Linked DNA regions of Homo sapiens: region 2 is linked to region 1. A link is an interaction called in ENCODE POLR2A ChIA-PET data of the cell type or tissue named here. Cell type or tissue: OCI-LY7. All regions are shown on one strand. Each heading gives the region's core, and the rest is flanking DNA. Links, peaks and the distances in the headings are about the cores only.

What was found. ChIA-PET counts read pairs that join two places held together with the same protein. Peaks named below come from ENCODE experiments on the same cell type or tissue, not always from the same donor. Only the 100,000 strongest peaks of a DNase experiment are listed, where the experiment ranks them.
Region 2: POLR2A ChIA-PET joins it to region 1 with 7 read pairs; 2 of 35 experiments call an interaction of 5 or more read pairs at or near these places.

The regions. Positions count from the first base shown.
Region 1 is chr6:89,359,041-89,366,672 of GRCh38, forward strand. RRAGD (Ras related GTP binding D) reads right to left here. Exons shown (of 7, transcript NM_021244.5): 7 at 5,576-7,632. Among named protein-coding and RNA genes, the nearest start is that of UBE2J1, 10 kb to the left of the region's middle. In OCI-LY7, for the core only: no CTCF peak of the experiment used is centred there; a DNase peak (open chromatin) is centred at 5,751; H3K27ac peaks cover 1,672 bases.
Region 2 is chr6:89,786,049-89,793,680 of GRCh38, forward strand. It overlaps MDN1 (midasin AAA ATPase 1), which reads right to left. Exons shown (of 102, transcript NM_014611.3): 6 at 4,111-4,353; 7 at 3,732-3,863; 8 at 1,806-1,909. Among named protein-coding and RNA genes, the nearest start is that of MDN1, 30 kb to the right of the region's middle. In OCI-LY7, for the core only: no CTCF peak of the experiment used is centred there; no DNase peak of the experiment used is centred there.

The DNA.
Region 1 (7,632 bases), core at 3,623-7,622:
CATTTGAAATATAGGTTAAATAATATAAACTCTTAAAGCTGCATAATCAAGTTGGAAAAAATGCTAACACTTGGGGTGTTGATGTGTATGTAGGTATGGAGGATGCAAGAAAGCTCCCCTAGGTGATTGCAACCCTAATCCCCTACCATTTCCCCTCCCTATCCCTTTAAACAACTACAGAGAAAACAGTGTCTCACAAATTATAAGAATTGTTTAGGGTCCTTATTTAAAAATACAGATTTCTGTATTTCTCCCTGGAGATTCTGATTCAAGAAGACCGGGATGGGGCTGGGAATCTGCATCCTTAAGCACTCTAGATGATTCATAAAATCAGGTAACTTTGGAAAATATGGGCCTAGAGCATTAAATGAAACAGTACTATGTGTATTGGTGGCACCGTTTCTTGCACCTTATAAAGCTAAGTGAATTCCTTCCTCTCCTACGGAGATGGAAAGATACATAGGACTGTCTCCCGCAGTCACCCCCTTTACTGCACTGCTTCCCAGGGAAAAGAAACAAAAGCCTAATTACCAAGGCCACCTTATAAGCAGTCTGGGAGAAGGCCAGAATTAGTTCCAAGTTATTGGCTATCTAGGTGAGGAAAGTTGAGTACTATGGGGCTTAGCTCTCTGCAAAGCCAGAGGGGAGAAAACTGAGTAGCAGCCCTCTTAGGGACTTAGGCAATAATGAAAGCAGAAGGCAAACAAAAGCAGCTTGTAGGAATGGAATTCTCCACGTGGTGATGAGGGTTAGCATGGGACTGAGGTTTAAATTGCTCTATCATAGTTGGCCTTTCATGAGAGGGGGATTGGTTTCATGACTCTCAATTTTGGAAGAATAGAATAACCCTGCTGGCCCCAGGAGCTTATTAGGAAAGATTGAGGAAGCAAGATGGTCAAGGTCTCAGGCAGCTGGACACCAGTTAATGCCCCCACCCTCCTGAGTGTAGTCACTGGATCAGCTCCCTTTCAAAATAGCACAAAAGGGCAAACTCATGGATTCTTTTTTTTTTTTTTTTTTTTTTTGAGACGGAGTCTCGCTCTGTTGCCCAGGCTGGCGCCCAGTGGCGCGATCTCGGCTCACTGCAACCTCTGCTTCCCGGGTTCAAGCGAATCTCCTGCCTCAACCTCCTGAGTAGCTGGGATTATAGGTGCGTGCCACCACTCCTGGCTAATTTTTGTATTTTTAGTAGAGACGGGGTTTCACCATGTTGGTCAGGCTGGTCTTGAACTCCTGACTTTGTGATCCACCCGCCTCGGCCTCCCAAAGTGCTAGGATTACAGGCATGAACCACCACACCCAGCCAAACTCATGGATTCTTGATAACGGATAAGACCAATGTCATCTGAATTAACAAAGGACCCCTTAGGAGTCAGACATGAGCTCATGAGTCACTAAACTCCATGTAACGCTATCATATTATAGTCAAGGATAGAGTCTGTAATAAAAATGATCCTCTCAGGCCTACAACCCCATCAACCCTTCACCCGTAATACAACCCAGCATACAAAAATACCCAAGGATGGCAGTGAAAAGAAAAACCACTTTAGTAAACACTAGAAGGCCATGATCAAATGAAAGAAAAATTCAGGAACTTACTCAGAATTTCCCATTTGTTAAGATCTCTTAATTAACAGAGAAGGAAAAGATTTTAGGTTGGAAAGAAAATCCTTAGATATTTCTGATGTGGCCAATGGGTTCATTCTAACACTACTTTACAAACCACAGGTTGTGACTCATTAGTGGATTGTGAGATCTTTTTAAAAAAAGCAAATGAAAGAGAAAATACCAGAATGCATTGCATGTAGAGAGGATATAACTTGGTAAGTTTTTTTTAGTAACATTTGTATGAGTGTGTGATAGTTTGCAATGTGAACTGTATTTATTGTGGCTCACAATAACAAGTTTAAAATTGATTTCATAAAGGTGAACTACAGTTCTGTCCCAGGGCAATTTTATCTAGCGTTCAAACATGGCTTCAGGCATGAGTTCACATGGACGTTCTACTTTTTAAAGATGGTTTAGTTTTTCAAGATTGAATATGAGAACCACACTTCATCTCAGCTTTAACTGCTAAATCATTTATTGAAACCATAAATGTAATATTCTACAAAGAAAAGACTATTGACTTGTAAATATTTGTTGCACTGTTCTAACAATATTGTTTTGGATTTTTTTTTAAATCCTGGAATTAAGTTGTTTCTTGGAATAATATGATACTTCAAATTGGTATCTTAAAATCATGAACGAGACTACTAGAGCTTATATTTTCACTTTCCCAGGACTATTGCAAAATACTGATGATACAACTGAAATAAGATCACTGCCTGAACTTAACTGTAATTTATGATAAAAGTAGGTCTTTTGAGGACCTCTAGGACAAGTATGACACATTTTAAAATCACCCAGCCTTTCAAAATTCTGAATGATGTGAAAGAGTTTTGCATTTACCATCAGATTTTTCTCACATATTCTACTGTTCCTGATGACATGTTAAGAGAATATAAACATTCTTAGGCGACACTCTTATAAATAGTTCCCTGGTACGAACAGATTGAAAAGGGTAGAAAAGTAAAATAAACTTTTGTTTGTTTGTTTGTTGAGATGGAGTCTCGCACTGTCGCCTGGGCTGGAGTGCAATGGTGCGATATTGGCTCACTGCAACCTCTGCCTCCTGGGCTCACACGATTCTCCCGCCTCACCCTCCTGAGTAGCTGGGATTACAGGCGCACACCACCACACTGGGCTAATTTTGTGTATTTTTAGTAGAGACAGGGTTTCACTATGTTGGCCAGGATGGTCTTGAACTCCTGACCTCATGGTCCGCCCACCTCAGCCTCCCAAAGTGCTGGGATTACAGATGTGAGCCACCGCGCCCGGCCAAATAAACTTTTTATTAAATCCAATTCTGGAAGTGATATTGATGTCATACATGTATTAAGCTGGAAAAGTATGAATATTAAAATAACATTTAAAACTTCCTACTTTTAAGATAATTCACCTCTTAATTACAAGGAAAAGCACTACATGTCAATAAACATTTCGAATTTACAGCCTACTTCTTCTATTTAGTCTTACATTAAATTAATAGTAAATATAGCTATTGATCTATTGGTTGAACAACTCAATTTCTTGGATGCTAGTTATTATCCATGGTCTCTGCTGCGCACAGTGGTAAAGTCCTACACAACTGCAGTTCTAAAAACTGACATCTATAAGGACCTATCAAAAATTAGTTTATTTTTCATTATTTTTAGATATTAAAATCCTTTCATCTCCAGTATCTGCCTTTTAGCCATTTCTCTAGCACAGAGTCTGGAATATAATTGGAACCCTATAAATATCTGTTGGATAAAAGAACATTGTTAATTTCCCTCAGAAAGTCACACCATCATAGGAGATTTAGCAATCATTATTGACAAAAGAATCAAAACTCATGGCTCCTTTTATTTACCCCACACTCTTTTGGTCATGCTTGTCCTCAACACATTGAGGGAGAATAAACCAAGTCCGGAGATGCAGCAAGGCCAGGGAGCAGGGTCTTGTGAACTCTGCTAAGGAGTTTGGGCTGATATCTAGGAGTCATGGAGAGCTTCAGACCTGGAGGGTGTTAAGCAAGGAAGCTTAAGAAGGTCAGGAAGCAAGGAAGGTCAGAATTGTGGTGGTTGAGAGAGGCCACTCGGGGTCTGTATGAAGGATGGATGGATGGATGGATGGATGGATGGATGGATGGATGGATGGATGGATGGATGAATGGGGTAGAGAGACACTGGTTAAATAGCTACTGAAAGGTCCGATGCAGTTGCTCATGTCTATAATCCAAGCACTTTGGGAGCCCAAGATGGGAGGATCACTTGAGCCCAGGAGTTTGAGACCAGCCTGGGCAACATAGCGACATTCCATCTCTACAAAAAAACAAACAAAAATTAGCCAGGTGTGGTGGTGCACACCTGTAGTCCTAGCTACTTGGGAGGCTGAAGCAGGAGAATCACTTGGGCCTAGGAGTTTGAGGTTATGGTATGCTGGGATCATGCCACTGCACTCCAGCATGGGCAACATAATGAGACTGTCTCTCAAAAAAAAAAAAAAAATACTGAAATCCAAGTAAAAAGGAGATGGTGGTCTAAACCAAGATAATGGCAGAGGAGATGGAGAGAACAGATTCAATAGACCTTTGTAAGGCTGAGCTGAAAGAACCGAGTGACTGACTGCAGGTGAACAGGAGGGGAGGGAAGAGTCAAGAATGAGGCCCAAGTGTCTGGCAGAAGCACAGGGAGGAAAGTCACACCATCATAGGTGATTTAGCAAGAAGGAAGCCAATTTTAGACATATTAGATTTGAGGCTTTTCACCTATAGAAGATTCTAGCAAAAGCATGCTAGTTGCAATTTAAGATATAGATCTGAAGGTCAAAAAAGAATTAGGATGGAAATATACCTTTTTGGATTTTATTCCAGATCAGTATTTTATTTTTTTTACATATATTGAAATCTCAAGGTAAAAAGTTGAATACAGTTAAGACCAAAGGCTTATTCTTAGATTTCTGAGCTTGAAATATACTATTGCCTATTAGAAAACCAAATGGCTATAAAAGGTATTTATATTTTCTTTAGATATTTAGACACTTAATACCATCTTCAGCATTAGAGTTATTTAATGGGTTAGGAATAAAAATGCATGATCTTTGACTTTCTTCTCTGGGTGAAGTACATTTAGAAGACTGCTCCTATTGGTTCTATAAATATGCCAGGGGAGCTCATGTAAGAATAGGTACTTCTCAATATGCCAGCATTCATGCCCATGTAGTAATTAGTAGTTTAGGTGGATAAACTCCAATGTATCTGGTGGGCTCTGACACACTCTCCTGAATACCGCCCTCCTTTTGCATCCTCAAATGGCATGGCACACCCCATAGTCTTAGTCCACCAGACAAATCCTCTAAGTGCCCCTCTTCATATTTGTGAAAGGAAGGTATTTTTTTTAAAACATTTGGTGAAGCTGCTTATAGTTGTAGTTGGGAAAGTGGGCTTACTAGCTATATGATCTTGAGCAAGTTATTATTTCATCTTTTTGACCTTGGTTGCCTCATCTGAAAAATAGAAATGGTAACAGTACTTACCTCTTGGATTTATGAATTTTAGTTATGCAAAAGTACTTCAGAGCAGTGCCTGCGGCATATTGTGTGTACTCAATCAGTATCTGTTATTACTAAATACTTCTGTTGAAGACAAAATTTTCTTTCTCTTAAGCTCAACATCACTACTGATGGAAAATCTTGGAAATAATTATTTCAGATCAGGTTTTCCAACCAGGAACAGGATTTCATATTTGAGATATAACATCTAATGCTAGCCCCTCTCTGAGAACTCCTAGGGGATCTGAAAAAGGTCATTGTAGGATGGAATCTTACTAAGCAAAGTTAAGAATGATAAGGTAAACTGTTAGGAAAAGGATTTCCATATGACTAGGGGATTAGGGCCACAGCAGCAAGAGTTAATATCTGAAGTTTACTGAAGTAACAGTTCTACAGCCCTAACTGGCATGTACCCATCAAAAATGTGGAGATGTAAGAGAGTTTAAAAATAAAAGCATAAATTAAATTTAAGTAGTGAGATTTATCATCATTTCCATAAAATGAGAGCTGGTTAATCAGGACAAATAAATTTTACCAAATGGATGTAACAGGGCCAATGAAACAGTGACATACATGTATGGTAAGCAACCTCAGAAACAGGAAAGGCTGTACTTCCTTTTCACCAAAGAGACAATTCTGCTCCCAGAAAGCTTAGCTATGAATACACTTGAAATGAGAGCTTTACCAAAGCATGAACCTAGGACACATGCTTTTAAATTGGCAGTTAACATTCTTGAAAGCAATGGCTTAACAATGGTTATTAAGTGATGTACTGCTTAAAGTAAAACATGGACTATACCTGATTACAAATTACATCCAGTCTGTACAAGTTGAATACATACCATACTTTAATAACCAAGACAATTCAGCTGTTTTTCCAGAGTATATTTCAAACAGAGTTGGCATATAACCCGTATGTAACAATATTGCTGTGATTTTAGTCATATTTAAGGGTCCAAAATATGTTCACAAAAGAACAGTTTGTGAATGTCAACCAGTTTTTGCTTTATATTCCTTCAAAAACATTCCACCCTGGTCATTCACACTAATCTACATCACTGAAAATAACCAAAATAATTCACAGTCTCACCTCTATGTAAAAATTCTAATTGACTCAACAGGGAAAGGACTGCCCTGCTCCTTTTGAGGAAGGAAACCTGCAAGGCAAGTTCTCAATCCCTAAAACCAAGCAAAAATGTTCCAGTGCAGTTGCTGTAGCCATGTATTTAGGATTTGTATTTATAGAATTAAATTTGAGAATGAAACATGGCCATACACATCGCAATAAGCTGCCTCTCATATCAAAAATACAATGCAAAATGACTTGAAGACATTTCCAATAACACAGATTTGAAAAACTGAACGCTTAGACATAACTCCTGCATCTTTCTTTAATTAAGAAGTCATTGCCACACTTACAAAGTTAGAGGCAGTAATCTATATTAGCGTGTGATTAATCAAAGAGTACACTTACTACCATGAACTTGGGCCCTATGTCATAGAATTATTTTTGCCTTTCCCCCAAAGAATCATTTGCTCTTGAAGTAATAGGCTTTTTAAGGCACATTTTAACAAAAACCCATCATATACCCAGCTTAAACATGGAAGCTCCAACCTGGTTATAGTAATAAATATACCTAAGTAATGTGTGATTTACCAAATAGGCTAGTGTCTCTAGCTTGAGGATAAAGTCATATTAGAAAACTGATTCTTCATTTGCTTATTCAAAGTGAAACAACATGTAAAAAATATTAGAGAATTAGATTTATAACAATAACCCCTAAGTGTCAGGTCTGTTGGCAAAGGTCCAACAGGATATAGCTCTGGAAATCAGGGAGCCCTGGGCTCCTAACCATCCAGGTTTCGGAGTAGGAATCATGAGGAAAGGAGTTAGGGCACCTTAATTATTTTTAGAAATCTCCTTTCAAAATGCACAGAACCTTGGGAGGCTCAAACCTTAAACACCAACCAGATATCATCTTAAATTCAGTTACCAGCTTCAAAGAAACAGGACTTGGGGAGAGGAAGGAGAGAGGTTGGAAAGAAGCCACAGAGAGAAGTGGGAAAGTTTAGGCTGGGCACAGTAGCTCAGGCCTGTAATCTCAGCATTTGAGGAGGCCAAGGCAGGAGGATTGCTTGGGGCCAGGAGTTTGAGACCATCTTGGGCAACACAGTGAGATCCTGTCTCTACAAAAACAAAATTTAAGAATTAGCCGGGCGTGGTTGTGCACACCTGTAGTTCTAGCTACTAGGGAGGCTGAGGTGGAAGGATCCCTTGAGCCCAAGAGGTAACAGTGAGCTATGATTGTACCAATGTATTCCAGCACAAGCAACAGAATGAGGCCCCCCTCTAAAAAAAAAAAAAAAAAAAGTTTCAAGTATAAGTTGCTTTAGGGACTTTATATATTTTGCTAGGACCAACTTTGATGTTCTTAGGAGGCTCTGCTTTAAAAAAAAAAAAATCTCATTTTCTAATGCCCCACAAGCATGCCTTAGGGT
Region 2 (7,632 bases), core at 1,224-5,223, 420 kb after region 1:
GCCAGAAGTTCAAGACCAGCCTGGGCAACATGGCAAAACCCCATCTCTATTAGAAACACAAAAATTAGACAGGCGTGGTGCGTGCCTGTAGTCCCAGATACCTGGGAGACTGAGGCACGAGAATCGCTTGAACCCGGGAGGCAGAGGTTGCAGTGAGCCAAATCATGCCACTGCACTCCAGCTTGGATGACAGAGTGAGACTCGGTCTCAAAAAAAATTAATTAAATAAAATAAAAAATCAAGGTCTATCAAAACTAACAGTGCCAGGTACAGTGGCTCATGCCTGTCATTCCAACACTTAGGAGGCCACAGTGGGAGGACTGCTCGAGTCCAGGAGTTCAAGACCAACCTGGGCAATGCAGCAAGATTCCATCTCTAAAATAATAATAATAATAAAAAAAATTTGTTTTTAGCCAGGCATGGTGGTGTACCCCTGTAGTCCTAGCTACTCAAGAGGCTGAGGCAGGAGGATCACTTGAGCCCAGGAGTTTGTGGTTACAGTAAGCTACGATCAAGCCACTGCATTCCAGCCTGGGTACAAAGCAAAACACTGTCTCTAAAAAATAAATAAATGTTTAAAACAAAAGTAACAGGATTGGGCCGGGCACGGTGGCTCACGCCTGTAATCCCAGCACATCAGGAGGCCAAGGCGGAGGATCATGAGGTCAGGAGATCAAGACCAGCCTGGCCAACATGGTGAAACCCCGTCTCTACTAAAAATACAAAAATTAGCCCGTGTGGTGGCAGGTGCCTGTAATCCCAGCTACCTGGCAGGCTGAGGTAGGAGAATCGCTTGAACCCAGGAGGTGGAGGTTGCAGTGAGCCAAGATCACACCACTGCACTCCAGCCTGGGTGACAGAATGAGACTCCATCTCAAAAAAAAAAAAAAAAAAAAAAAGTAACAGGGTCAGCTGGGCACAGTGGCATGTGCCTGTAGTCTCAGCTACTTGGGAGGCTGTGCTGGGAAGACTGCTTGAGTACAGAAGTTCAAGACCAGCTTGGGCAACACAGTGAGACCCCATTTCAAGAAAAAAAAAAAAAGAGTAATTGGGTCTAGGGAGGTATTCCTTGAATACTATCGGGTTAGCTCCACACTCCATGCAGAAGTCAATGTTAACTGAGGTAAACACTAATATAATCATTAACTATAGAATGATGTTAGTTTCACTCATGGGCATTTAAAGACATTGAAGAAGCTGTGCAGGTATAGACTAGCAGTAAGAAATAAACCACTGCCTTCAGGTAATTTTAAAATGTAGGCAGGAATATATACTAAGCACGCTCAGTTTTTGTGCCTTTGTTCATGCTTATATCCAATTAATTTTTCAATTGCCTGAAATCTACCTATCATTATCACCATCATGGCTAGCCATTAACTGGGCATTTATTGTGACAGGTCTTTAGTACAAGTCATTTCACTTATTCTTTACAGCCACCATTTGAAGAAGGTATTATTAACCCCATCATAACCAGCCAAGGTATACATAGGTACTAAGTAGCAGTGTCAGGACTCAAACCCTGGGCTATCTAACAATAACCTCACCTCTGATTATTTTTTAAAACATGAAATAAGGTGAAGTGTTTTAAACTGGTTACTTATTTTTAAGTCGGGGGGGGGACCTCTTATTTTATAAATTATCTTCATTAAAAATAATCAGGAATGAGAAGGTTAGACCTGTTATCACTTCCAACTAACCTTGCTTGAAGTAGACCCAGAGAACTCTATTACAGGACCTCTGGCTCAGCATGCAGACTTACGAGTAAGTGGCTCCAGAGTGAAAACAGAAAGGTTACTAGTACATACCTCCTGGTTGCAAAAAACTGAAATCCAGGTGCCACTTTCAGACAGTCACCTCGGCCAGGAATCAAGAGCTCTCCATTCTCCAAGAGAGGGATCAGCACAGAAACCTAAATCAGATAACAACAACCGCACTGATAAAGTAAAGCTATTAAGACAGAAATAATCAAAACAAAACAACCCTCTCTCAAAATGACAGACACACCCTTAAAGGAAACGTCAGCTCTCATAGTCCAAACTGGGGTCAGTATGCAGGTGGGAACGTCTGAATCACCTACACTCCAGCACAATTTACACACTCGACATTCACGAGTGCCTCCTGTGGATCACAACCAAGCAAGACACAAGAATACAGACAGGACCAAGGCTTTAGAGCCTAGAGGCTGATGGGAGAGGGCAGGCATGCAAATTCCCACACAGCATAATCAGTGTACCCCAGGAGTATACAAAGTCATATATAAAGATACAGGGGGTTCTGAATCAGGATAGAATGATTTAGAAGCAGGGCAGTGAAGTCTTCCCAGAGGTAGTGACATTTGCTAAACCTTAAAGAAGAATGAGCAGAAATTAACCAGGTTTGGTGAAACAGAAATGGTACATACACTTCAGGCAGAAGTATGCAAGTGTATTTTTAAAAAACTGATAAACCTAAAAGCCATGGCACAAGAATTCTGTTATGTGTAGGGTAGAATGTGCAGTAAGAAGCAGCAGAAAGATGTAAGGCTTAGAGGTAAGTAATAAAAGGCCTCCTGTGCTGAGCTAAGGGCTTTGAACTTTTTCATAAGAGTTATCGAGAGGCTTTTAGGCTGAGAAGAAAAGAAATAATTCCATTTTTTATTTTAGAAAATCAACTGTGTAGCAATTTGGAAAGGAGCTAGACTAGAGGAAAAACGGCCAAAAAGGACACTATTCAGGTAACAAAGGCAAGAGAGATAGGTAGACAAAATAAGCCAGTGCTAAGACAATGGGATAAGAACAGAATAAAGAGGTAAGGAAGGCCGGGCGCGGTGGCTCACGCCTGTAATCCCAGCACTTTGGGAGGCTGAGGCAGGCAGATCACGAGGTCAGGAGTTCGTGACCAGCCTGGCCAACATGGTGAAACCCCGTCTCTACTAAAAATACAAAAATTAGCCGGCCATGGTGGCACATGCCTGTAATCCCAGCTACTCAGGAGGCTGAGGCAGGAGAATTGCTGGAGCCCGGGAGACGGAGGCTGCAGTGAGCCGAGATCGTGCTACTGCACTCCAGCCGGGTCAACAGAGCAAGACTCTGTCTCACAAAAAAAAAAAAGAAAAAGAAAATTAAAACCAATCTCGGGAAAACTCTGTCCAAAGGAAGAATATTTCATCCTGCAATACATTTTTTGTCACTTTTCAGAATACAAAGGCAACATGGATTGTCTCAATGGCTAATTTCTTACACACAGAAGTGGTCTTTTTACAAACCAAAATACAAATCCAGCATATTTTTCTTAACTAAACAAAGGCAAGCACACTCTTATTACATCATCTCCTCCTTCACCTGTCCTCAGCCCACTCCTCTGTAGCTGCCACCACTAAGAAGCAGGATCTCAAAGTTCTCAATGTACATGTAACATGGCTGAGATGTTCCAAACCAGACCTGTTCTTGGAAAATGTTGATCTCATATTCAATTAAGGGAGGAAAATACTACTATGAAACTGGTCACATATTCAACTACTATAGGAAACAGCACAACCAAAATTTTATAGAAAATCTCTATCAAACAAGAAACCAGTCAAGTAATTCAGGACCGCAAATCAGATCAGGTAAGTAACCATGAAGTACCTGCAACATAGTACGTCTAATCAAATACATTTTTGTTTAAATCATCACCAGAATCACTATTAACAAAATGCTTTTCCAAGACAGGAAAATATATTAAGGGACAATGAATTTCCTGAGATGACATACCACGTCTAAGGGGGCATAGTCAATATCCTCCAGAAGGATCCAGTGGCCCATTGTGGCTGCCTGTGTCAGGGTGCCAGGCTGCCACACAAACTCTCCAGGAACATCTGTGCAGCGATACATCCCCAAAAGCATCTGCAGAAAGAAGATAAAGTAATTACTGAAAAACCATACCTGTAGTGGCAATGCTACATCCTTTGATTAACTGTTAATCTTCTATAGGTAGGTGTAAGTAAGTAGGCACTTGAGGTTTACATAGGTTGGCCCCAACAGTTATAAGCAAGACCAATAACTATTGTTATATTCCCTTAGCAAAAGCAATATTTTAATGCAAATATTTACAAGCATGACAAGCCACCAAAACTTAACATTTCCTTATTACCTTACTGTCAGTCTGATCTCCAAGCTGGACTTTGAGAAGCTGAGGAGGCTTTGTTCTACCTGTCACTGCAGCTAAATATTCAACTAAGGAAGTTTTGCCACATCCTATTGGTCCTTCCAACAACACAGCATTCTGAGAAGCAACCGCCATAGCCAGGGTCTGAAGACTTTTGCAGACAGACTCAACCAGCACATAAGACCTAAGGGCCAGCTCCTGTTCACGTGAAGAACTCCTATTACCACCCTAAAGAGGCAAGACAAAAGCCATGTCAAGAAGAGTTCTTCCCCCAAGGAACCGAAGTTAATTTCCACAGTAAGCCTTCTACTAACCTTACACAAACCTCTGTAAGTAAATTAGTAGTACCAAAACTATAATAACAACAGGTATGTCATCTAAAGATCTCATGGGCATTGTGGCCCATGCCCATAGTCTCAGCTACTGGAAGTGCTGAGGTGGCAGTATCATTTCATCCCAGGAGTTCAAGGATAGTAAGCCATGATCACACCACTGCACTCCAGCCTGGGTGACACAGAGACCCCGACTCTAGAAAAATAAATAAATTTTTAAAAATAAAGCAAAGGGCCAGGTGTGGTGGCTCAAGCCTGTAATACCAGCACTTTGTGAAGCCAAGGCAGGTGGATCACCTGAAGTCAGGAGTTCGAGACCAGCCTGGCCAACGTGGTGAAACACCATCTCTACTGAAATTACAAAAACATTAGCTGGACATGGTGGCATATGCCTGTAATCCCAGCTACTCGGGAAGCTAAGGCTGAAGAATCACTTGAACCCAGAAGGCGGAGGTTGCAGTGGGCCAAGATCGTGCCACTGCACTCCAGCTGGGCAACAAGAGTGAAACTCCGCCTCAAAATAAATAAATAAATAAAAATAAAAATAAAGCAAGGATCTGATTTTTTTTTCTTTCCATTTTTATTGGGGGTGAGGGATGGTGGGGGTATTCCATGGGAAGTAGGGAATCAGAATTTGTTGGCAAATGTAAGAAAATCTTCCAAAGTTTAAGTAGCCAAAAAAGCTGATGCACAAAGGTAGGGAAGAGCAAACCTCATCTATTACTGTTGGATTTTTCTTTTATTCCTTTCCCCATATTCTAGGATTTCCCATCTAAGATCACAAATATACACAATACATTTAGAAGACAATCAGGGAAATATGGACACTGAGAGGATATCTTATGTTGTAATTTTTTTTTAGGTATAATAACAATAGCAGGGATTTTTAAAGTTTGCCTCCTTTAGAGATATATACTGAAATATTTTCATATAAAATACTATGATGCCTGGTATTTGCTTCTAAGTAATATAATGTGAGGTAGTCATGCAGAAATATAAATGAAATGTAATTGATAATTATTGAATACCCAGGTCTATCAGGTCCATGGGTATTCACTATACCATTCTTTCTACTTTGGAATATGTGCGACATTTTCTGTAACAAAAAGTAAAAAAGAATATTAAAACACACCCAGTAAGTTTAATGAGAAAGAATTTCAGCTTTGTAAGACAAAAACATTCTCAGTCAGATGTGGTGGCTTACACCTGTAATCCCAGCACTTTGGGAGGCTGAGGAGGGAGGATGGCTTGAGGTTAAGAGTTCAAGACTAGGCTGGGCAACATAGTGAGACTCTGTCTCTACAAAAAATGTGAACTAACGTGTAAAGTAAAAAATGTTAACATGGTAAATGTTGTATCAAAACTTTTAATTTTTTTTTTTTTTTTTTTTTTGAGACAGAGTCTCACTCTGGAGTGCAGTGGCACGATCTCGGCTCACTGAAAGCTCCGCCTCCCGGGTTCAAGCCATTCTCCTGCCTCAGCCTCCCGAGTAGCTGGGACTACAGGTGCCTGCCACCAAGCCCGGCTAATTTTTTTGTATTTTTAGTAGAGACGGGGTTTCACCATGTTAGCCAGGATGGTCTCGATCTCCTGACCTCGTGATCTGCCCGCCTCGGCCTCCCAAAGTGCTGGGATTACAAGCGTGAGCCACTGCGCCTGGCCTTAAATGTGTTTAATAATAACAATGCATCCAATATACATGGGGGAAAAGGGGAATGATTTATAACCTTAAAGGGGTAGTAAGTTCTCAAATATGGCTGGTTCCCTAAAAATACGTGAGGATTAAATGAGAAATTCAGAGCTGGAAGCTCTTGAACTTTCCTCAGGGTTGTCCTCTCATAAATTTAGCAGGCAGGCTGCACCGCAACTCTACCCTGCGCTTTGGCCCCAGGGTCCCCACTGCTAAACAACAGCAGGTCCATTCTAACCAGAATCCTTCCCTATGTTAAAATCCTAATGCCCTAAACATAATCTAGGTTGGGATACTGGTTACAGGATACGTGGGGGGTAAAGAGGGAGGAGGGAAGGGGACGGGTCTTCACAACTAGAAAAAAACACAAAGAGCTTTGGAAGTACTGGGTGTTTGGTGTTATTTATATGAAGTTTATGAATAATCACTGACTACACTTATGACAATGTGCATTTTCCTATATGTATATTACATTTTAATTTTTTTTTTTTTTTACTACTACTGACCAGAACCCAACTGATGGGTTCAAGAAATGACCCAGAACTTATTCCAAGAAGAAAAGTGGGTGGCCTGGGTGTAGTGGCTCACGCTGAGGCAGGGGGTCACGAGGTCAGGCATTCGAGACCAGGCTGGCCAACATAGTGAAATTCCGTCTCTACTAAAAATACAAAAAATTAGCCAGGCATGGTGGCAGGCACCTGTAATCCCAGCTACTCAGGAGGCTGAGGCAGAAGAATCACTTGAACCTGGGAGGGGGGAGGTTGCAGTGAGCCGAGGTTCTGCCACTGCACTTGCACTACAGCCTGACCATCAGACAAAGTGACAACTGACTGAAGACTGCTATGGAAAAAGAGACTGGCTCCCACTAGTGCCAGACTTATGATCTGCAAGCCTGTTCAAGTATGGTCTCAAGCCATTCGTGGAAAGAAGCTTGTTGCATATGGGAGAGAGGAAGTTCACTAGATACTGGACTCTCTACAATGAGATAGTTCTGAAAGAAGAGGCTGCTGGGAGTCATCTCTAGACCTAGGCCTGTCTTTGCCACAGAGCAGTCCAAGGGTCTCCAGCAAGTAATTCTGCCTTTGAATTACATCAACATAGGATCGTAACATGTGCTACAGAACTTCACACAGTTTTTGCAGCAAGCAAACAAGAAGATATACGGAACAGCTCCGCGCAAGTTAAAGGCATCACACAGGAACCATTAGTTTCTAATTTCATATTAAACAGGGACAGGCTGGGTGCAGTGGCTCACGCCTGTAATCCCAACACTTTGGGAGACTGAGGTGGCATGATCCCTTGAGTCCAGGAGTTCCAGATCAGCACAGACAACATAGTGAGACCCCGTCTCTACAATTTAAAAAATTAACAAAAAATAAAAACAAGAACAGTGGGAATATCAGGGGAAAAGCCCAAGATGAATTTCTTTTTAACTTCCAAAAATGAAGCAGCAATTTAACAAACTAAATTTAGCTCACACCTGGT